Regions from separate parts of the Homo sapiens genome. Here regions 1 and 3 are each linked to region 2. A link is a loop called in an ENCODE intact Hi-C map of the cell type or tissue named here. Cell type or tissue: Calu3. All regions are shown on one strand.

Region 1 (8,000 bases), 370 kb after region 2:
GTGACACAGAACCAGTGCTCTTTTCCCCAGGTGGAGCCCTTGGAAAGGCAGAAAGATGCCAGTGAACAAATGGCTGTGGATGTGCCTAGGTAAATGAGATCTGAGATCACACCATGGAGTTTTGTAATCATAAAGAACGCCGGCCAGGTGAGACTGCTCACACCTGTAATCACAGCACTTTTGGAGGTGAGGTGGGTGGATATTTGATGTCAGGAGTTCAAGACCAGCCTGGCCAACATGGTGAAACCCCGCCTCTACCAAAAATAAAAAATTAGCTGGGCGTGGTGGCATGTGCCTGTAGTTCCAGCTACTCGGGGGGCTGAGGCAGGAGGATAGCTTGAGCCTGGGAGGTCGAGGCTGCAGTGAGCCGAGAGAGCACCACTGCACTCCAGCCTGGGTGACAGAGTAAGACTCTGTCGAAAAAAAAAATTGCCAGTTCTGAATGAATCTTGCAGAAAAAATTCAGTACGTGTTAGCAGCTACCTGTTTGAATGGCCAGCCAAAGACAAGACCGGAGGATGGTGGCTGCAATGATGCCATGCACACAGATAACAAAAGGACCAGTAAGCCACCTCACTACCAGTACTATAGCCCCACGAGACACAAGAACTTGGACTTTGAAGCTTAGGGAAGCTAGAGAGAAACCCCAAATTCCCTGTGATTATATTTCTAGCACCACCCCAAAAAAGGATGCTCAAAATTTAAACTATATTGAGTTGTAGAAAAATATGGTTAAATTTTTCACACTCTTGAATTTTAGACTTAAAGTCAACTACTATACTTAATAATAGAAATGTTTGGTGAGGACACAGAAAAATCAGAGCTGAGCAAACAAATTTATTTCTTTTTCTTCCATAAACATATGTATATCAGGAATGCTTTTTTCTTCACGTTTCTCAGTGTATCAAGAAATTCCTTTTTTAATTTTAAGATATACCATAGTTTTGCTAAAAGATGAGAAGAATAGCCCACAGTAAACATTTACCTCACAGCTAAAATTGGTACATGTCCCAAAATTCAAAGTGGGTCAGTAGGCCATACAACCAGGCCTACAACCTAGGAAGATAAAAACACAGCCTGCAGCATCTTCAGTTTATCAGTAAACAAATGTAAGATTCCCTCTTATGAGTAAACAAACAAACAAAATACATATATATATACATAGCATGTACCTTGTCATTCCAAAGTCTGAAATTTTTACTATGCATGTTGAACTGACCAAACAATTCCTTGCCGCCTATGGAAAGAAGAAAAGAATCCAAGTTTGAATACAAGCTTTTATTTCAAGAGTTTTTCCTCTCCTTTTCCTTAGGTTATTTGGACCCCACACTACCTCTCTGTGTGTACCGCCAAGTCATTTTTATGGTGATATCCATCAATGGTATAGATTCAATAGTTTGCCTTCACTTTTTTTTTTGAGACAGGATCTGGCTCTGTTGCCCAGGCTGGAGTGCAATGGCACCATGTTGGCTCACTGCAACCTTCCCCTCCTGGGGTCAAACCATCCTCCCACCTTAGCCTCTTAAGTAGCTGGTACTACAGGCACACATCACCACACCCAGCTAATTTTTCTATTTTTAATAGAGATGGGGTTTTGCCATGCTGCCCACGCTGGTCTTGAACTCCTGGCCTCAAATGACCCACCCACCTTGGCTTCCCAAAGTGCTGGGATTACAGGCATAAGCCACCATGCCCAGGCTGCCCTCAGGATTAATTCAATCTGAAAGATGATACAACTATGAATCTTGGCATAAAAATAGTGTATTTTTTTTAACATCTTTATAGGAAAGCCCAAAATACATAACAGATAAGGCATAGTCATTTTATATCTTTGGGATCTCTAATACGTAATAAAAATTAAGAAAATATATTTTAAAACATATCTCACTAAAGATAACTATTTACAGTGATAATTTCATATTAAAATTATCACAATGAACTGAATATAATGCTATGTAGAAACAATATGTCTGATGCCAAAGCAATTCATTTTCAGCAACTTAATCAAGAAAATCATTGATTTGATTATTTAGCCTCATGTAGGTAGATAAACTATTTGATAGAATTTTCCTCTTTTCAGCTAATTTGTGGTTCAATTAGTCAAGCAACAAAAGCAAGAAACTTGAAATAATAAATCACAAGTAACCAGTTTAGAAGATGCCAGCAAGTCCTAGCAATGACCAAACCACAAGAAAAGTTTTTGACAGGGAAAAGACTCATTGTTCACGGACATATTTTAAGTAGCATATAGGGAGATAAAATAGAACACAAAAGAAAATGAGCAAACAAGAAAAAAAAAACAGGAATAGGAGGACCTGTGAGAAGCCATTTAGAGCAAATAAAATGACCGGAACTTTCACCCAATTGTTATCCGGAAAGACAAACCTGCAGAGACTAGGAAAGTGAGCTAGGTGGAGTTTACACCATATTCATCCACTCAAAAATCTGCTCATTTCTCCTAGGTGCTGGATACGAGGGAATGTGACTTTAGGGATTTTTTTTTTAATGATCTATCTCTGTAATAGCAATAGTTAGCACTGCTGAGCTCCTCTACATGCTAGACACTGTTTATTAATTCATGTAATTCTCCCAACAAACCCATATGAGGAAGGTGCTATAATTAATACCATTTTACTGGTTAACTAGCTTGCCCAAGGTCTCACAGCTAGTAAAAAACGGAGACAATATTTCAACCCAGCTAGCCTGGCTCTAGAGCAGTTATTCTCAACCTCAACTTCACATGAGGCTCATCAGGGGAATTTTCAAAAAATATTGATGCCTGGGTTTCAGCCACAGAGATTCTGATTTAATTGGTCTGGGGTACGGCCTGGCTATTGCGATTTTTCTAAAAGCTTCCAAGTAATTGTAATGCGCACCAAAGTCTGAAGTTTGAGAATGACTGTTTGCAACCTGTGTTCTTAATCACTGCGTGGCATCTCAGATATCTAGGCCTTGATCTCAAAGACTCTAAGTCTCATAAGATAGACTCTAGTATTTGTGTAAATGACGTAAATAATTAACTATTGGGTGAAGCAGTAAATAGCAAATGACCTGAGTGTTCCAAGCCATGGGTGGGATAAGCATACTTCCCAAGGTGTGCTGGGGCCAATGTAATTATGCTCCCTTTTTCTCCCCAAAATACTGCAGCCTGAACAGTGAGTAATATGATCACTTTGATCATGTGTGATGGAAGCACAGAATTACTTCCAAGGGGCGATATCAGGGATTTCTCATAGACTTCTCCAATTCTCATTTGAGTTAATTTTTAGATTTAGAAATGAGACATGGAAGAACATAAGGACATCAAGGGAATAGTGTGAATATCACGAATAAATGTGGAATGAACAGAAAGTGTTACTCAAGGGGAGGTAGCAATGCAGGGAAGCAGTGCTCTTAGCATATGGTTTGGGGCAAGACAATCATTTATTTAAATAGGAATGTTCTGAGCATTACAGAAAAAAATAATTTAGCATTCCTAGTCTCTTCAATAATGCCAGTAGTGCTCTTGAAATCCTGTTAGGACCAAACAACCTCCACATCAGGAGCAGTTATGCCCCTAGGTGACATTCTTTATATAAAGTGGAGACTAAAACTGGAACTTGTTCTTCACTGTTGTATCTCCAGTGCTTAGCAGAATGCTTGGCATATACTAGGCACTTGATACATGTTTGATTATGGGTTGAAAGAGAGAAAGGTGGAAGGAAAGAAAGAAGAAGGAAGAGAAGGAAGAAGGGAGAATGGAAAGGAAAGGAAATCAGTTTTAGTCACATGATAGGTTAGGTGGTTAATTAGTTCAAGGCATATTTAGAGTAAAGCCTTACTTGGCTATGAAATCTCCTTTGCAAAATTATGACTGAGAACCTAACTGACTCCATCTTGCTTCTAACCTCCAAGCTGTCCTTGTTCATTCCTGGGCGTAGGCTAAACTAACTTTGGGAGGAATTTATAGTTTATAGTTTAAAACGAAGATGATAACAGCCCTTTCCCAAAACAAACCTCCCTCTTGCCTGGGGACTAGACTTCCTTTGTAGGACAGACAAATTAGCCACAAGATTAGAAATTATGGTTTAGGAGTCAGACAGCTGGAGGCTACAAGATTCTGATTCTCCTTAAACTGCTCCTAAGATCAGTGCTTGAGATATTTTGCAGACCCTGCACTTGATGGATCAGCTGGCACCACCCAGATCGATTAACTGGCTCACCTGATCTTCTGGCCCCCACCCAGGAACTGACTCAGCATGAGGACAGCTTCAACTTCCAATGGTTTCATCTCCTACCTAACCAATCAGCTCTCCTGGTTTACTGGCTTCCCCCCACCCACCAAGTTGTCCTTAAAAACTCTGGTCCCCATATGCTCGGGGAGACTGATATGAGTAATAATAAAACTCCAGTCTCCTGCACAGCCGGTTCTGTGTGAATTACTCTTTCTCTATCACAATTCCTCTGTCCTGATAAATCGGCTCTGTCTAGGCAGCAGGCAAGGTGAACCCATTCGGCCTTTACAGCTACAGCATCAATGGACAATTGAAAACAAAGTTACATTTTACAACAAATTGCATGAATAGGTAAATGTTTAAAAATTAAATCAAGGACACATTATTCAAAGTATTGAAAGTAATTGTCACATCCTTCTGAATATAGGTATGATACAAAAAAAAAAAGTAAATTTGCACCATACTTACCAAATCCCTATGAATATAGCCATTCCTCTCCAGATATTCCATTCCTTCACATATATCCTGGCATACACTCAGTAGCATTTCCTTCCTAAGCTTTCCTTTATTCTCCCTGAGATAGTTAAGCAGGCAGCCATTTTCCATGAACTCTGTCACAATGTAAAGGGGCTTCCGCTGTATACAGACTCCATAAAGTTGCACTAGCTTTGAATGAGATAATTTCCTGGTGAAGAAAAACATACACCAGTGAGCAGAATTGTGTTTGCATTTTTAAATGTTTGAACATAACTGGTAGTATTTACCATCTATTTATCACTCTCATTATCAAGATAAGATAAAAATCAACCCAAACACAGAGGAAGTAGTTCAGTTTCCTTGCCACTTAATGCACTGAGAATGTGGGGTCAAGAGTTTAAGTGGTAATGCCAGAGGCAGAGTGGAGACAGAATATACACTATATTCTACGCGTAAGCATTTTATGTTTCTCCTCTTCATTTTATAATCCTTTTGTTTCTTCATCACTGTTTATCCTTGCTAGGTCAAGCAGATTTCCTTTCCTGTTCCTTGAATTCCAACTTTCTTACCTGCAGCTGTCCAGATGAAAAATTCTGGACAGACAAGAGGGAGGAAAGAGTGACTAAAAGAGAAAACAAAAATTAAATTCTAAAGCATGAAGTTCTTTAAAAGGAAAATTGTAGATAAAGTTGGAAACTAAAAAACATTTACCAACATGAAAACTTGCAGTGTATTTGGTAATCACACACACACACACACACACACACACACACACACACACACAAAGACTTGAATGTTGCCTATTAAAATATACCCAGAACTTTTTAGTTATCTAGACTTCAAAAGTTTATTGGTTTTGTGTGCGTGTGTGTGTAATACTATATTCAATCTCTAAAAGCCTTTTATGCCAACTAGTCATCATGGAAAATAATATTCAAATTAATGCTTATAATTTTAGAAGATGTACCTTGTGTCAAATGCATCTTGAAAAGTTATTGCTTCTTTTCATTCTTTTCATTCATAAAGGTAAAATAAAATCAGTGACTTGGGAAGACTGTGTACCTTAACACAATGTATATGAACGATTTTTGACTCATTACCATAAAATTAGCTTGTGAAAACACTCCAGTTAATGTGGAAGAGAGGCATTCAGAGAACTTAACATTATCTTAATTTGGAGATATATATATATTATATATATTTTGTCTGATTTACTTTTTGAATTCATAAAGTGTACTTTCAGTTAAGAGATGCAGTTTACATATATATAGAGTAAGTGCAGAAAAGCAAGTCTTGAGATGAAATACTAATTTGCCACAAGAAATCCACCAAGTTGATACCCACATGGAAGCATTTGAGAATTGAAATGTTACTGCATTTCCTTATCAAGATCACTGGTAAAAATCTAACAGAAATAAGGCAAACCTTTATCAGAAATCAGGCAAAAACAAACTCTCGCATGTGATTCAGTCTAACAAATATGACAAATATTTCTCACAAGCATAGAAAGATGCAAATGGAAAATCTACATTCTTGTTTGTTATAACTCTAGGACTTCTTAATACACATTATTTCTCAGTTTAGAGAAGTATGTGGGATTCATCATAGGGCAAACACACATTTAAATTTATTTAAATTTGTTATTTAAATATTTTCAGACCCTTTGCAGGCTTCTCCAGTTCTCCTTTTCTAATCATTCTCTTTCCCTAAGTAATCGCATTAAGTTTCAGGGTTTTAAATATCATCATATCATTTTGATCACTCTCAAGTTAATACCCTCCACTCTGACCTTTTTCCTGAACCCCAGACTCATATATTTACCTCAACACTTGATCACACCTAATAAATAACAGGCTTCTCAAATCCAACATGTCCAAAGCAGAATTCTTGATTTTTCCCCCTAAACCCGTTTGGTCTTCCCCCATCTTTGTAAATGGTGCCATCCTTCGCCTGATATAATAATGTACACCAAAACCTCAGCATCATCTTTGTTCCTCTGGTTTCTTCCGACTACCTGCCACATTCAATTTATCAGCAAGTCTTGATGACTTTATCTCAAAAATGTATCCTGAAACAATTCTCCTCTTTCCATCTCTTGCCCTCTGACATATATTAGTTTTCCAAGAGTGTATTGATAATTATGTTCATTAAGATCAGGGTTTTTGTGCCCAGATAGTTCACAGTTTTGATTTCAATTAGAAGCTCTAACAATGTTTTGTTGTGGGACTACAGGCAAATTACATAATGTAAACCAAAAATAAAATTCTAAGCCCCTAACCATCTGAATGGACTCTTCCTCTTAGCCAAGGGCATTCTAAAATTAACCTGTAAAACTAGTTCAGGCCACGATGGGAAGAGGGAGTTGGACATGCCTCATAACCATTAACATCAACACAGACACTGAGACTGATAGAACAGACTCTTTAAGTCTACTAAGAAACATTTACAATCTATTTTCCCTGAAACCTTCTACCTGGAAGTTTCATCTGCATAATAAACACAGACCATCTGTATTGGTCTCCACAACTCTTTAGAGTAACCAAGACATTCCTTTCCATTGATTCAAGTTCTTTGGATAATAACTCAACCAATTGTCAATCAGAAAATCTTTGAATCTGCCTATGACTTGGAAGCCCCCACTGATATGGACAGGAGACAGGGAAATACTGGGTAGAAGATGACAGTTTCCCCAGGAAAGTCCTCACCCTCAAGCCTAGATACCTATGGCCTTAAGTGAGAACAGCCATTCCTGTTTTTGTGCCCCAAAAGTTGCTTTTTGGCCCACCACGCCCCCTATCCTGTACCCATACAAATCGCAAACTCCAGGTCCAGAAGCAGATGAGGAGATGAATAGACAAACAGCAGAATGGTACAGCAGAGAAGGGGAGGAAAGAAGGAACGTCAGGAGGAGTTCAGCTGGACCAGTCAGAGAATCGGCTGTTGGATGGCCAAACTCCAGGGGAAGATCATCTTCCTACCCCATCATCCCCTGTCCAGCTTCCCATCCATCCTGCTGAGAGCCACCTCCAACAGTCAATAAAATCCCACATGCATCCTTCAAGTTTGTGTGTGACCTGATCTTCCAGGACACTGGACAAGAGCTTGAGATACAGAAAGCTGTCATACTGGCCCCCTGCCCTTGCAAAAAGGCAGAGGGTTCACTGAGCTGGTTAACCCTTAAGCCATCTGCGGATCACAAGGCTAAAAGAGCACACTACAACGCAGACCCACTTGGGCTTTGGGAGTTGCAGACACCCACCCCTAGATGCTGCTGTTGGGCTAGAGCCCAAAAGCACTCACCCTGATTCC
Region 2 (8,000 bases):
ACAAATGTTCAGAGAAAATCCCAAACAACTCCTGAAATTAAGTCAACTCATTGGTTCATTTTTTTCCTTTGAAATAAAGCTATGCTTTGATTCAATGAAAACTTTGCCATCTGGCCTTCAGCTTAAATTCCTAAAAATAAGAGCTAAGTATACTTATTGCCTGCCTGATAGCATGATGGAAGAGCTATTACTCTATAAAAAAAAATTAGTCATCATAACATTTTCTAAAACATTGTCAAGAAACAACAGAATAGATCTGTAACTGGTGGCACTTTGATAGGAGAGAGAATGTAAATAGAATTTAGAAAGCATTTCCATGTCATCATTCAACATTTCAAGTACAGTCACAGTAAAAAATCCTACCCAGTAGATTTTAAATCTAATTTAAAAAGTAGAAAGTTTTTTTTAAAAGGCAGAGTAAAAAGCAGGAAGCTAAGCTTTATGATCAGAGACTGCCAGAAACTGAAGGCCAAGCAGAAATCTAAAGAATCTTAATTACATTTCAATTTTGGAAGGAAGGAAGGAAGGGCGGGAGGGAGGGGTGAGGGAGAAGTCCTAAATATGACCTGGAAGCATTTTTTTTAAATCGTTGGAAAACAAGATGTACATCATGATTCTGTTATTTATCATTTCCTGAACAGAAGTGCAGTAACATAATTTCAAATTTCTAAAAAACATGGGCAATTTTTAAACTTTTTTGCTTATTATCTATCTGCCTCTCAATGAGACAGACAGATGTTTCTAAATTCAAAGATAATTTCTCATTTAGGTTTCTTGGGAGGTGCTACCTTCCGAATTTGTTTTAGGAAATAAACACTTAGTTTCTTTAAAAAAATTGTGTTTAATAATACTTTAATATATTTTTGAGACTTTCCTCCAATTATAAGGCTGTTTCAAGTGACATTTTGCATTTATTCACTATGAATCATAAAATGATAGCAATGGAACAACATATAAACTACTTCTGACAAATTTTAAACAAATACAGGATGGTTTCTATAAAAGAGTTAAATGATTGCATATAAATCTAAGAAAAATAAAGGAGATAAATTTTATTTGGAAAGAAAATAGTCTCTTGCATACATATGGTAGTATCTGAAAAGCTATATATATATTAGTATTTTTTCTAGACCTTTTTTAAATGTGTAACTCAGTCACAACGTTTATGGAAAGACTTAGGACAAACATAAACAAAGAAAAATCATCAGTTTGAAGAGCCATCCCATGGTATTTTTCTTATTCGTTGGGCTATACTGTACAAATTGAACAAATTTCATTTTACAAGTTAACAATTTGTGGACTTCATTCCAACTCTAACCAAACTTATTTTTAATCACAGTTTCTTTTAGTCCATTTTATGTATTGGCTATTTAAAAGCTAAAATAAATTGCCTATGACTTTACAATATTATGTATCCTGAGAACCAGAAATAGAAAAAAAACATACTTCTTTCAAATTTACAGTGAAAAGAACTTTGAAAAATATCTTTCAAAAACAGATTACGGTTCTACCCTAATGTCTAAAAATTCACTTCCAATCCCATGAAGAATGTATTGCATCACTTTCCTACCTACTCTCTATTGTTGATTACCATAACTTGACTATTTCAAAGCATTAGCATTCTTTTTTTTTCTTTTTTTTATTATACTTTAAGTTCTGGGATACATGTGCAGAACGTGCAGGTTTGTTACATAGGTATACACATGCCATGGTGGTGTGCTGCACCCATCAACCCGTCATCTACATTAGGTATTTCTCAGCATTAGCATTTTTAAAAATCCACTGATCTTCAGGATATTGGTACTGTAGGACCTCAACTATCTTCCGGATTGGATAACCAGCGGTTGGATGCCAAGATTCTGAAGCCCTAGGTCAGCACTCCGCTGGAGCCCCTCCTATACTCTCCATTCCCTTCACTCACCACATAAACCCCACCCACCAGCTCCCATGCAGCAGCCGGTAGTGACAGCACATATTCACTGGGTCAAGGTAGAATTGGGAAAACCTAGCTACTTCTGAACATCTGACCCTTCATGCTTAAACTACCCCAGAATAATCAGATAACTTCCATTCTGAACACTACCATAATTAAGAGAAAAAAGTTAATGGTGAGGAAATGAGTTCATAAACACCCTGATATCCACACTAATACTGAATCTACAGACCAGAAAAGAAACTATTCACAATCATGACCTGAGATAGGAAAATAAAGGTAATCTTGTAGAAAAGCAGAGATTGGTATTTAAACTTACACTATCTGCGCTGCTTTGGCGAATTACTTAACTTTTCTGAGCTTCAGTTTCCTTACCTGAATCCCACCTACTTTGGGATCGTCTCTGAGTATATTAATCAGTAATGGACATAAAGTGCCGAGCACCAAATCAGGTAAGGCCCAGTATGTTCTGTTTACTAAGGCTGGGAAGTGTACAACTCACCTCTGAAAGATGGCCATCTCAAACTATTGAAAAACGCCTTTTGCTTAAAGGGTTAACCTGCAGTTAAGCTGAGGTCCTAACCCCCAAACTTATGGATATAGCATATCTACTTAGACTTGGAAGGTAGGGGCACCTGGGTTCTTTGAAACAACCCAGATAACTGGAGGAGAAAGTGGTCTCAAGTGATCAACACACACAGGCATTAATACAACAACATCTAGGAACAGAATTATTTAATACGAACTTCTCTTTGGCTCATAAACAGAAAAGGAAGTCAATTGCTTCAGGAAAGTTGATTTTCACTGTTTAATCGTTTGTGTCCTGTTAAATGATTTACACGCTGGTGGAACACAGAGGTCTCTGGATTCTTTCTCCCAGGCTCCTCCGCTTTTCTACTACCGCATGCCTTTCACAGCACACTACATAAAATCTCTCTCAGTATCCCTAGTTACCAGGATTGCATATAACAAAGCCACACAGACTAAACCTAACAGGGGAAAAAAAAATTAACCTTGCGTAAAACTAAATACAAGCACAATTTAATTAACTCGCATTCCAGAGTCATAGCTCCCAATTTGCTAAGTCTAGAGGATTGGTTACACAACATCCAAGCACTCAGCAGGGAGGGGAGAAAAACTGCTAAAATGTTTCCAGAATCTTCACAGGACTCACATGTTCTTTTATACTGGTAAACAGGAATGATGGCCCCTGTGAACAATCTATAGCCATCCAATCAAGGAGACAGAACGAGCCAGGGCAATAAGGGGTAAGAGGTTCAAAGAGGTTGAAGTTTCAGGAGAGACTACAGGGGAAGAAATGTACAGAAAATATCTGGCCTTAAGATTAGCCCTGAGTCAAGCAGAGAATGGTCTACTTTATCCATAAAGAGGGAACGCATTGAGCAGATAACGGGAAGTCAAAAACTGTGCTCCTATTCCTATGAACTCTCATTGCTGCAATTTGAGCAGATACAGAGTCTCCTCTAAAAACACGCTATCGATCAACTGAATATGCTTAACCCCGAGAGGTTTCATAACATGAAGATATGTCAGTGGTGGAGGGTGTGGGAGGAGGGGCTGAACTCAGAATACAGGTGATACTTCTGAGAGAAGGTTCATTTTTTTCCACTTGACAAAAGGGTAGGACACGTGCAGTTCCCAAGCCATATCACACGATGGCAGCCATACTCAGCACGTAGTCGCTGTGAGGCACACACAGGGAAGAATTCAGCCTGATCCCCTCAACTGGTGAGAGGCATGGCGACCCAGTGGATTTCAGCTAAGAGATATCTTTTCTGAAGGGCATACTTGGCTTGTGATTGCGACTGAGTAAATCTGAAATAATGAAATCCCACTTCTACCAATGATTACTTAAGGTAAGTGAAAGCCCTTCACAGTTTATGCCTACTCCTACTGTTTGCACACATTTCTACTGCTTTTTTTCCCCCTGACTGGTTTATCAGAGCTCCTTGTGTTGCAATTATTTTCTCCCAGTGTTTCCTGTATTTGTCTTTTAAATCTATAGCTTCTTCAGCTACATGAAAGTTTTGCAAACGTGAAGTCTAACATGTCAGTCTTTATGGTTTACGTCTTCATAAACCATGCTTATATTTGTGATAGAACAAAAACTCTGTGAGGGCAGTGAATTTTACCTGTTTGGTTTCTTGCTGTGGCTGAAGGACCCAGAAGAGTGACAAGTGTAGAGCATGAACTAAATAAACTTTGCATTCACCTAGAGCCTTTCTAAAGCAGATGGAAAATACTACTGCCAAAATTAAGAGATACATTCTGGCCACAATACACCAAAAACAGGCCACAAGATAGAGAAACTAGGTCAGATTTCCTAATAGTCAAAACTGATTTCGACGTGGCCATAGGGGGAGGAGACAGATTGATCAATCGGTTGATTTTTGTTAAAATAATCAAGCTTCCCAAAAGCCATAGTCAAAATGAAAAATACGTAGCCTGACCTCTCAAAATGCTTTCCAGATTCAAATTTCAGCAAAAGGGAAAGAAATTTATTAACTGCTTTGAAGCCAGTACCTTTCTTAACACCTACCACAAGAGGGAGACCACATCATAAATTCAAGCACACGGCCCGTAAAATATTTGTGAAGTGCCCCCCGTGTGTAACAGTATTTGAAAACCATCCTATTTCATGTGTTTTCAGTATTTATTTTAAAACAAAATCATAGCTCTTTTAAAAATCATTTTGCATTTTACATGCCAACACAAAAATATGAATCCTCATAAACCAATAACTATGTTATTTGTGCATTTATTTTAGAATTTGCTTTTTACATTCTTATAATAAACAATAACTTCAGAAATTCAGTTTTTACTCAGCCAGTTTTGTTTCAAATGGCTTTTTATACATTTTTACTACTAATTTGTACATAATGTGATTTCTGTGGATGCTGAATGGATTTTTCAGCAGGTGATCTCATTACAAGATAATCTCATTACAAATCCCTGTTAGAATTTCTCACCGTGGTATCCAGATTGAAATGAAATTCTTCACAGCTGTAGAAAAGTTCTTCCGAAATTTGTTGGTATCATAAGCTCTAAACTGCTCTACTCTATGGACTTTCAAGAAAACTACCAACTTTTGCCTTTCCGTCTGGCGGCAGCCATCAGGTAAGCCAAGATGGGTGCATACAAGTATATCCAGGAGCTATGGAGAAAGAAGCAGTCTGATGTCACGCGCTTTCTTCTGAGGGTCCGCTGCTGGCAGTACCGCCAGCTCTCTGCTCTTCACAGGGCTCCCCGCCCCACCCGGCCTGATAAAGCGCGCCAACTGGGCTACAAGGCCAAGCAAGGTTACGTTATACATAGGATTTGTGTTAGCCGTGGTGGCCGAAAACGCCCAGTTCCTAAGGGTGCAACTTACGGCAAGCCTGTCCATCATGGTGTTAACCAGCTAAAATTTTGCTCGAAGCCTTCAGTCCGTTGCGGAGGAGCGAGCTGGACGCCACTGTGGGGCTCTGGGAGTCCTGAATTCTTACTGGGTTGGTGAAGATTCCACATACAAATTTTTTGAGGTTATCCTCATTGATCCATTCCATAAAGCTATCAGAAGAAATCCTGACACCCCATGGATCACCAAACCAGTCCACAAGCACAGGGAGATGCGTGGGCTGACATCTGCAGGCCGAAAGAGCCGTGGCCTTGGAAAGGGCCATAAGTTCCACCACACTATTTGTGGTTCTCGCCGGGCAGCTTGGAGAAGGCGCAATACTCTCCAGCTCCACCGTTACCGCTAATACAAGTAAAGTTTGTAAAATTCATACCTAATAAACAATTTAGGACAGTCATGTCTGCTTACAGGTGTTATTTGTCTGTTAAAACTAGTCTGCAGATGTTTCTTGAATGCTTTGTCAAATTAAGAAAGTTAAAGTGCAATAATGTTTGAAGACAATAAGTGGTGGTGTATCTTGTTTCTAATAAGATAAACTTTTTTATCTTTGCTTTATCTTATTAGGGAGTTGTATGTTAGTGTATAAAACATACTGCGTGGTATAATAGGCTTAATAAATTCTTAAAAGAAGAGAAAAAAAAGAAAACTACCAACTTTTCTCAGCAACTATCCTATGAAAATTTTGTGACAGTCATTTCAAGACTGCTTAAAAGTAGACAGAACAGGAGGCCAAAAACTTCATAAAATGTGGTATAATTCGAAGGAATCCTGGGAGGTCTCTCTGCTTAAAATATTTCCCAGCTGAAATTCCTCACTGTGAATCCCACTCGTTTAACTTAAGCCAAAAGTCCTCAATTAAAAGCCAATTCCTAAGGACTCCTCTATCTTGCAACTAACCAAGATTTCCAGAGGCTCTCCACAAAAGGCACAGTCCTGGACATGGCAAAACTACAGGACCTTAAGAGATGAAGCCATTATCAGTGATTAATACCTCAGCAGATAGCACTTAATATATTCATCTTCTTTATTTCTACTTTTTAAAAGACATTAGAGAATTTAGATGAGAAAATAGGAAAGGGTGGCATCTAAAGAATGGGGCCCTGGTGAGAATATACCTGGGTATGTACTGACCCTACAGGACCAGGGGTCAGTGTGGGGTTAGCAGGGGCTAAAGAAGAGGGGAGTAGTAAATTACAAGGGAGTAAGAGTGGAGGGAAGTCCTTTGCCATGCTAAGAGCCAGGCATCCATGATCCTTTTAAAGCTAATACTTATCTGGTGCTTTCTCTTCACAGTATATGTCTTAAAGACTTTACCTTCATTTTTCCATAGAACACATTCAAGAGGTGATAACCTCGTTGACTAGAGGATGAAACTAAAGCTCCAGTTACTTTCCCCATAAAATAGCTAATAGGTGGTGGAGCTACATATCAGAATCTAAGCAGTTTGACTCCAGAGTTCATGCTGTTAATATCAATGCTCAAGAGGGCCGTATTAGTTTCCTATTGCTGCCATAAAAATTTGCCACAAATTGGGTGGCTGAAAACGACAGAAATTTATTCTCCCACAATGCTGGAAGTCAAAAGTCCAACAGGGGTCTCACTGGGATAAAATCAAGGTGTTGGCAAAGCTGTCTTCTAGAGGCATCCCTCATTTCTTGGCACATGGATCCCCTTTGTCTTCAAAGCCAGTAACATGGCAGTTGTTTGATCTTAGGGCTGTCATCACATCTCCTTCTCTGACTCTCCTCTTCTGCCTACCTTTTTAAAGATGCTTGTGACTGCATTGAGCCTAATGAGATAATTCAGAATTCCCCTATTTGAAGGTCAGATGAGGAGCACCCTTATTTCCATCTTCAACTTCAATTTCCATTGCCACATAACCTAATTACAGGTCCCAGGATTTAGGACATGGACATCTTTGGGGGGGTCATTATTCTCCCTACCACAGGTGCCTTAATATCTTATTCATTTTTTATGTGCCTCTGGGTTCCATACCAACAACCACCTGCAAATGGCTGACTCAAGCAAGTGTGCCTTCTCTCCCACCTGCTGACTGCCCTCTTCTTCCCTCCTATTGCCTTTGTCAGAAATGCTGCAGCCTGGAATCTTTCTCTAGTCGAAATCTTTGGCTCTGGTCTTATTTCGCTCATTTCTCCTACAGCGAGGAGCCAAGGTGGCAGCCATCTTGGCCATGCAAGATCAGTGGGAGGAGAACTGCTGTTAGATCCTACTCCTGTAATGAGAATGTTCAAAAGACTGGGGAATAATACTCTAAAATGTAAATAAATCTGACATCAGGCCTTGGTTCAACCAAGTGTTCCCTGTGCTTTTGTAGCTATCAGCTACAAGTGCTTGTGACTTTCCCAGGAAGCAAAAGCTGAGCAAGAAACAGAAGAGGGCAATGGCCTGACGAGGAGCTTAGCCTTGACTTCCCTCCCTTTCCATTTGTCGTTAACAACCCAAATCTCTTTGAAACCTCAAAAGAGCAATATATTTCAGGACAAAAAATAAGGTAGGAGATGTCATATTGTTCTGCAGCAGACATAGAAAAGACAGCAAAGAGGCAGTTGCAGAAAGCTGAACAGATAGATAAATCCTTCAGCCAGGGCTGGCTACATAATTTGCAGTACTTTATTTATTTATTTATTT
Region 3 (8,000 bases), 230 kb after region 2:
AGGAATGAAAAGAAAAAGGAAAAAGAAAAAATATCATGAAGTGCAAATTTACCAGGCAAAATAAGAAAGCTGTTCTGCCATGGGTAGGGCAGAGGAAAATTAGAAAAATTAAATTATCACATTGACTTTCCTAGCCAGCCCTAACTTTAGGGGACTGAATCCTTTTTTGCACTACTTAGTAATACTCTAATGATTAAAAAAGTACTGTATAATATGAATTTCATTAAAATAAAGTAATTTGAACAAAACTGGACTATCATTTTACTTTTTTAGAATAACCTTCATAACAGAGAAAATAAACTAAGCACTCACCATATTTAATATACATTTTTTCAAATACTCAGCTAAATAATTTGTCAATCAATAAGTAATGGAGTCTAACAGATATTCAGTATTGTCAGGCACTGGACAGACATACTCAGAGATGGGAAGGGTTCACTGTATGTAAAGTACAAAGGTAAGGATAAAGAGGTCATGAAGTTGCTGAGAACTAAGAAAATGATTAAGGGAAAGGTGAGATTTGAATGGAAGGAGGCATTCTGAGTGGTAGGGATGTCATGAGTCAAAGTTTAAATATGAAAATAAGCATAGCCCGTGCTTGGGATCAGAATGGAGAAAATTCTGTTGAATCCCACAGCCAAGGTGATAAATAGGGTTAGCAAAGACCTTGAAAACAGAAGTAGAAAAGTTTGGTCTCAATGTTGATGGTAGATAACCATTATGAGGTTTAAGAAAAGGGAGGTAACATCATAAAAGCAATATTTTTCAGGAAAACTAATATAGAGATAGGATGCTTTGAGATGGGGAGGGCCTTGTGGTAGAATGGCCAACTAGAATTAAAATTGTAGTAGGTCTGACCCCCGGTTTACAAATTCAGATGTGCAAATAGTAATGCTTCAGTAATTCTAGTCTTTCAATCAACTTAATTTGAGCTCTTGAGTTTTATCTTTCCAGGATGGGTTGGAAAATTTACCTGTTTATTAATTAAATCAAGAAACGTTTATTGATCCCCTATTATATCCCAGGCACTTTCCAGGCACTGGAAATGAGCAATACATAAAATAAAGGACCTGTACTCATGGAACTTTCGTTTTAGTAGAGAAGACAGATAATAAACATATAATGTCAAATTATGATCTGTGCAGGCAGATAAGGTGAAGACGGTTTGAATTTAAATCAGGTAGTTCCAGAAACCACTGTAATAGGGTGACATTTGAACAGAGACCTGAATAAAGGGACAGCATAAGCCACTGGACACTGGGGGAAGAATTTCCCCAGATGAGGAAATGGAAAGTATAAGGACCAAGAAAAAGTAATATATTTGGTGTATTTCAGGAACAGCAGGCAGGCTGATCTCACTGAAAGAGAATGAGCAGGCAGAAGAGTTGTAGGCAATTAAACTGGAGAGGTAATCAAAAGTCCTTTAATAGGTAGGACTATGGTGGGAATTTTTTATTTAATTTTTAGCAAGCTGAGGCAAGGGAGTTACATGATCTAATAATGTTTTTAAATGATCACAGTGGTTACTACAGGGAAATGGACCATTGCTGGAAGGGAAGCAAGAGTGAAATTAAAGAGACCTGTTAAGAGGCTACTGTACTTGTTTAGGTGAAAGGTGGTGGTTTGGACTAGGAGTAGAAAAGGTGAGTTATGGTCAGATTCAGGTTATATTTTGAAGATTGAGTTGACAACATTTACTGACAGATTAGATATTAGGTATGAGACTAAGAGGCAAGAAAAGATGACCCAAAGTTTTTCACCTGAAGAAGTGGTAGGTGCCATTTACTAAGATGGAGAATATTAGGGAAGGAACGGATTTGAGGACAATATCATGAGTTCTGTTTAGGGCACATCAAGTTCTCACCAAAGGATATATCAAGTATGTAGTTGAATATGCAAGTCTGGAGTTCAGAGGAGAGGGTGGAGATACAAATTTGGCAGTCTTCAACACATAGACATTATAAAGTGTCATAAGATATATGAGCTCACTTATGGAGTGAATATCATGGCTACACAATACTTTGATATTTAAAGACCTGACGATTAGGAGAAAGCAAGGGAGATGGAAGTTCAGGCAGAGAACTGACCAAAAGCCAAGTGAAGAAAGTGTTTCAAGAAAGAGGGAGTGATCATTTCTGTCAAGTGTTACCAAGTGGTCTAATAAGTCTTGGACTGAGAACTGACCATTAGATTTAGCCATATAGGGGTCACTGGTGACCTTGATGAGAGGTTTCAGTGGAGTGGTAGTAGCAAGTCTTAATTCTGTCAGATTCAAGAAAGAACAATAAGAAAAAAATTCTACAAGAACAAATGCTACAAAATAGTTTTACAAGAAAGGAGAACAAAGAAAAAGGGTGTTAACAGGAAACAGAAATGGGGTCAAGCATCAGGTATTAATATTTGAGGCATTGTGCACTATGGGGACTATCCCATAGAGAAGGAAAAAGTGATAACACGTGGGAGGTGGAGTGGAAGATAGTAGAAAAGAGGATCTAGAAACTTGTGCACAAGTGAAAGTTGTAAACTTTCCATAGGAACTTGTAGTGTTTGTCCATCGTGACATACTTATCTCAGACATTCTTCAGCCCGGCCCCCATCCTGGATACTGTAGTGGAAAGTCACTAAGATCTAATGTGATCGCCACTGCACTGGAGAATGCTTCTAGTTATTGTCATCAGAGTGCAGAGCCCACATGTCCATATGGTATGGATCCTTCAGGTGCAGTGGCTCTTTGTTCAGGGCTGTGTTTTGAGCATGAGACTCTTTTGGAAACTGGAAACTTCAGGTCTGGGGTCCATATTTCTCTTAGCCTTTGTGTTTCTGGACTAGAGTCCCATGTCCCCTCCCCATCACTATTTATTCACATATGGCAACTATTCTCTAGACCTTCTGATAAAATATATTCAGGGTTCACGAAGCAGAAATTCGTTCAACTATCTATGCTCAGAAGCCTCGTCATTTTCTACAAATGCAAGAAAATATTTCTTAAAAGTTATTTCTAATGAAACCAAACCTCTTTGGCATATTTTTGCAATTTCTTACTGGCTACAAAACTCCTTATGTAGGTCTCAATTGCATTTGATTTCTTAGAGCCAATCATTTTTAAAGTATAATTTGAATTATTCTACCCTAAGTGTACTCCAGTGGAATTTATTCACACTGAATTTATCCAGTGGAGTTTATCCATACTGAGTAAAGCCCATCCACCGGTATTTGTCCTCTTTAGGCATTGTGAAATTACATGTGAATGGAACAATGGAAATACTGGTAATGTAGATCAATTAATTATCAGGGTTTTTTTGTTTTGTTTTGTTTTGTTTTTTTGTAAAGTGAGGAGCTGGAAGTGATTTATTAAATTTTAAAATGAGTGGGGAAAATTATATTCCTATCCTAGAGACCCCCTGATAACAGTGGGCAAATGTTCATCCCTTGAGTGCCACTGGGTGGCTCATCTGTCATTCTTTCTGAGGAGAGTAAGCAATGATACCACTGGGGGAGATCATGGAACACCATGGACTTTGGTGCCACCAAAGTACCTGCACTCCTTGGCATCATGAGTCTTTGTGACAAATCCAGGAAACAGGCTCCCTGCTCTCTGAAGAAATAACTCAAGCAGCTCTTTGGACCAAGTCCAAGGTTGTCTGAAGCTCAGCCCAGATAAAACAAAAATGAACCTGATTGGAAAGAGGAGAAGTTGGAATCTTTGTGAGAAACCCAGGTAAACAGGCTCCCTGCTCTCTGAAGAAATAACCCAAGTAGCTCATTGGACCAAGTCCAAGACTGGCTGAAGCTCAGCCCAGATAAAACAAAAATGAATCTAATTGGAAAGAGGAGAAATTGGCAATCTGACAAGAAATCCAATATCAACTCTTTTAAGAACGAACATTGTCAGGCTGGTGAGTAATTTTGTGGTAAATTGCTATTTTCAGAATCCCAAAGGGATACATTGATGAAAAATGCATTCGTTCATCTCTAACCAGTCAGGAAATCAAGAGACAGACTTAAAATGTAATTCTATGAAGCATTGTCCCAAATTCACTCAACATGCACTCTGGCCAGCTTAAAGTAGAAACATATGGATAACAGGCATGTTATCACCAAGTAGAACCCCATAAGGCATTCAACTTGGTCTGTGTAGAAAGCAATCAAGTCCAATGTCATAGTGAAGTAAGCACTGAACCCAGGGTCAAAAGTCCAGGCTTTGCCACTGAACTAGCTGTGTGAATTTATACTGAACTCTTCTCTTTTTATTTTTTTGGAATAGTTCAAACATATCAAAAATTATAGAGAGCAATATACAGATATCTGTAGCTAGCTTTATCAAATCTTAACATTTGGATCCATTTGCTTAACATTTGGATCCATTTGTTTTAAAAGATATGAAAGAGCACAGACAGCTGAGGTGCTAGGTATTTCTCACCCTCCCTCCCATCTCATTGTCCTTCATCCCCCACAGAAGTAAGCACTACTCTGATTTCTGTCATCTGCCATTCTCCTGGCTGATATTAAACGTCTATATCATATGTGCAGATTCATAAACACGATTTAATGCTTTGTGTTTTTTTGTAAACTTTGTATAGGTGATATTGTGTGTACACATAAAAGTCAGCACTGACCAGGTGTGGTGGCTCATGCCTGTAATCCCAGCACTTTAGGAGGCCGAGGCTGGCAGATCGCTTGAGCTCAGGAGTTAAGTAAGACCAGCCTGGGCAACATGGTGAAACCCCAACTCTACAAAAAATACAAAAATTAACCCAGCGTGGTGGCAGATGCCTGTAATCCCAGCTACTTGGGAGGCTGAGGCAGGAGAATTGCTTGAACCTGGGAGGCAGAGGTTGCAGTGAGCTGAGATCATGCCACTGCACTCCAGCCTGGGTGACAGAGCATGACTCCCTCTCAAAAAAAAAAAAATGTAGCTAGGCCTGGTGGCACATGCCTGTCTGTAGGCCCAGCTACTCAGGAGGCTGAGGCAGGAGGATCGTTTTAACCCAGGAGGCAGAGGTTGCAATGAGCCAAGATTGTAGCCGCTACACTACAGCCTGGGAGAGGGGAGTAAACCCTAACTAAAAAAAAAAAAAAAATCTGGGTGCAGTGGCTCACCCCTGTAATCCCAGCACATTGGGAGGATGAGGTGGGCGGACCACGAGGTCAGGCGATTGAGACCAGCCTGGCCAACGTGGTGAAACTCCATCTCCACTAAAAATACAAAAATTAGCCAGGTGTGGTGGCACGTGTGTGTAGGTCCAAGTAGGTCCAAGTAGGTCCAAGTTGGTCCAAGTTCTTGTCTCATGACCAGGAAGAATTAGGCACATGGACACTGGAGAGTGAGTGGAGTAGAATTTATTAAGCGAAAGGAAAGCTCTCAGCAAAGCGGGGACGTGGGGTAGTGGGGGTGGTTCCCCTACCCAAAGGTGGGAAAAAGTCCCCCAGTATGGCTGAGCTTGGGGCCTTTTATGGGCTCAGAATAGGAAGTGCATGCTGATTGGTTTGTGAGTATGCAAAAAAGATTAAAGTGAAGACATCACTCAAAGGTGGGCACAACAGTGTAGAAAACCAACAGAAAAGGGTAGGTATATGTAAAGTAGGTGAAGGGTGGGGATCAATCAGAGGAAAGCATGCCAAACGGAAAGACAAGTTCTCAATCTGGTCTGAGAATTTAACTTGTAGCTTGGCTTTCAGGCTTTAAACTGTCTTCAGCTTGGAGGTGGTGTTTCACCAGGGACCTGCCCCTATCTGCCTAGGCATGTGGCTGCCTCCTGCCTCCCTCAGTGAGACTCAGTTTAAAAAAAAAAGATTCCCACTCTCACTCAGTTTCTAATACTCTACATTCTCAACAACCTTACTATTGCCTGGCCATGATTTTTGTATTTGTAAAATGAGTAGGGATGGACTAGATGATCTCTGAGGCCTTTCTACATTCTCCTTTCCCTTTCCTTGAATTCCCCACTTTCTTTCTTCTTCACCTAGAGATAAACTAGTTTAGGGGATATCAAACTATTTCTTTTGAGTCTACACACCTGTTGATTCATATTTTGTATTCTGAACAGTCTATAAACCTGGGCATCCAATAACACAGTTTCAGTTAACACGAGGAAGAACATTACCTAAATTTACAGTGTCCTAAGTAGGTTTATTTCCAATACTGTTAAATCAGTAGTTTTAAGACTTTTTAAAGCAATGGACTTTTTAAAAATAAAAATGTAAACTTAATTTTAATATAAACACCGTTTGCTCCATTTTGTCCCCTTTTGTTTATCTCTAGTACATGTCTTAAACATCAGTAAGCTTTTTGTAATGTAATTATTATTATTCCCTTGGTGAACTTCCTGAAATTAAGAAATATTCAAATGCTTCAATGTGTCTTATTACTTTATCAATTAAATTTAAATTTTAAATTTTATTTGATTATGTTTTCAGTTCAAACTAGTATATAGTTTGTATACTAAAATCTTCTGGAAATATTTGTGTCAGAGAAATATTACTCTTTATTGCCAAAGAGCACTGATTACACCGCTTGTAATCTCTAAACAGCTTCGGGCTTTCAAGGTTATAATTGTAGACCTACATTGCCACCTAATGGTAGGAAGCTTAATCACACCATATTTTAAGTTGGAAACGGGTTTTTTTTTTAATGTATGCAAAATGTTAAAGCAGTCTCTTCCTATGAGAACTCTATATTATAATAGAGTTGGCAGAAGAACAGGGTAAACACGCACCAGACTTATTGGCAAGACTAGAGATTGAATTTCTATTCCCTCACTGATCTACCATCTCTGAGTCCCAGCTCCTCTCAGACACAGGTATTAAGGATCTTCAGATTTCATCCTACCCACCTCCCCACCCTCACTCCTGTCCTTATGCCAAACCTGTTCTAGTCCTCATATGTTAAGATGCTAGTTCTGGATGACCAATTGGCGTCTAGAATCAACTTGGAATATGGCTGGTGTCTGGGTTGCTAAAAGATGAGTTCCTGCTTTAGCATCCACATGTACCCAAGTCAACACTCTTATCATGAATTTCCCTAAAGCCATATGTTTCCTGTCTTTAAAAAAACTCCCTGATGAAGCTGGAATCCAATTATGAACCTCTGCATTGCACCCCAGGTGCCTGTAAACTAAAGCCCACAGTGCAATTTCAGCACATCAGATTCCTCTCTACATGGAGGAGTCACGAAAAAAAGAATAGTTGGCTAAATTCGCCTTACCCCAAGACTTTGAGCCAAGAATCAGCCACCTGTCCAATGTAAGCATCAGCAAGACTATAGAGCTTGGGCCAGGGGTCACCAAATCAGAATCCTTGGCTATATCTCTAGCCCAGATGAGAGTCAAAGTATTCACCCTAGTCCTGGATGCTGTAATTAGGGGTGCTTCTTCTTGGGAGCCAGCTCTAAGCCAGGTATGTAACCCTCATTCTCCCTATCTTACCATATCTACCTGGTATGGGTAGCCAGTAAGCCTCTTTACACTGTCTTAGAGGTTTTTATAACAGGCAAGAAATGGCACAGAGAAAAAGAACAAAACGCAGATGAAGAAGTAATAACAAGAACAAGAAGAAAAAGAAAGGAAAAGGAGAACTTGTGTCAGAGAGAAATACGTTATGGTATTATATACAACGCACCCACTCCAGGACTAGACATTTCTGTAGTGAAGATATTGAAGGAACAGCCAAGATGAATGGAAACACAGGACTTCAAAGACATAATGTATAGTTCAATGGATATTCTACTGGTACAATAGAATAAAATATGCCATCAGCATACCCCAAGCAAGGTCTGTTTAAGTATCTGAAATGTCAAATTAACAAGAAGCCATTTTTAATCATGTCATTATAGATAGGGATAGAAATCTTCTAGTGATCTGTGTTAAGAAAGATTTTTTGAGCCACATCTGGGTTCAGCAGAAGATGGCTGATTGATTACCAATGTTTTCCACATCCACACACTTGCCAGATAGTTTCCTTTTCTTTTCTAGGACCATCCTCTCATTAACTCCTTCCTGGTT

Evidence for each region. A loop is a pair of places that touch in the nucleus more often than their neighbours do. Peaks named below come from ENCODE experiments on the same cell type or tissue, not always from the same donor. Only the 100,000 strongest peaks of a DNase experiment are listed, where the experiment ranks them.
Region 1: it touches region 2 in a loop (7-fold over the local background); 11 of 110 quality-filtered maps call a loop at or near these places.
Region 3: it touches region 2 in a loop (7-fold over the local background); 15 of 110 quality-filtered maps call a loop at or near these places.

What each region holds. Positions count from the first base shown.
Region 1 is chr4:48,075,230-48,083,229 of GRCh38, forward strand. TXK (TXK tyrosine kinase) reads right to left here. Exons shown (of 15, transcript NM_003328.3): 11 at 4,683-4,899; 12 at 1,173-1,237. Among named protein-coding and RNA genes, the nearest start is that of TXK, 55 kb to the right of the region's middle. In Calu3, no CTCF peak of the experiment used is centred here; DNase peaks (open chromatin) are centred at 4,222 and 5,072.
Region 2 is chr4:47,701,291-47,709,290 of GRCh38, forward strand. The region is part of intron 5 of CORIN (corin, serine peptidase); the gene reads right to left. It also overlaps the pseudogene RPL15P7. Among named protein-coding and RNA genes, the nearest start is that of MIR8053, 53 kb to the left of the region's middle. In Calu3, a CTCF peak has its summit at 4,476 (motif pointing right); a DNase peak (open chromatin) is centred at 3,631.
Region 3 is chr4:47,927,436-47,935,435 of GRCh38, forward strand. The region is part of intron 1 of LOC101927157 (a long non-coding RNA gene); the gene reads left to right. Among named protein-coding and RNA genes, the nearest start is that of NFXL1, 17 kb to the left of the region's middle. In Calu3, a CTCF peak has its summit at 6,614 (motif pointing left); a DNase peak (open chromatin) is centred at 3,626.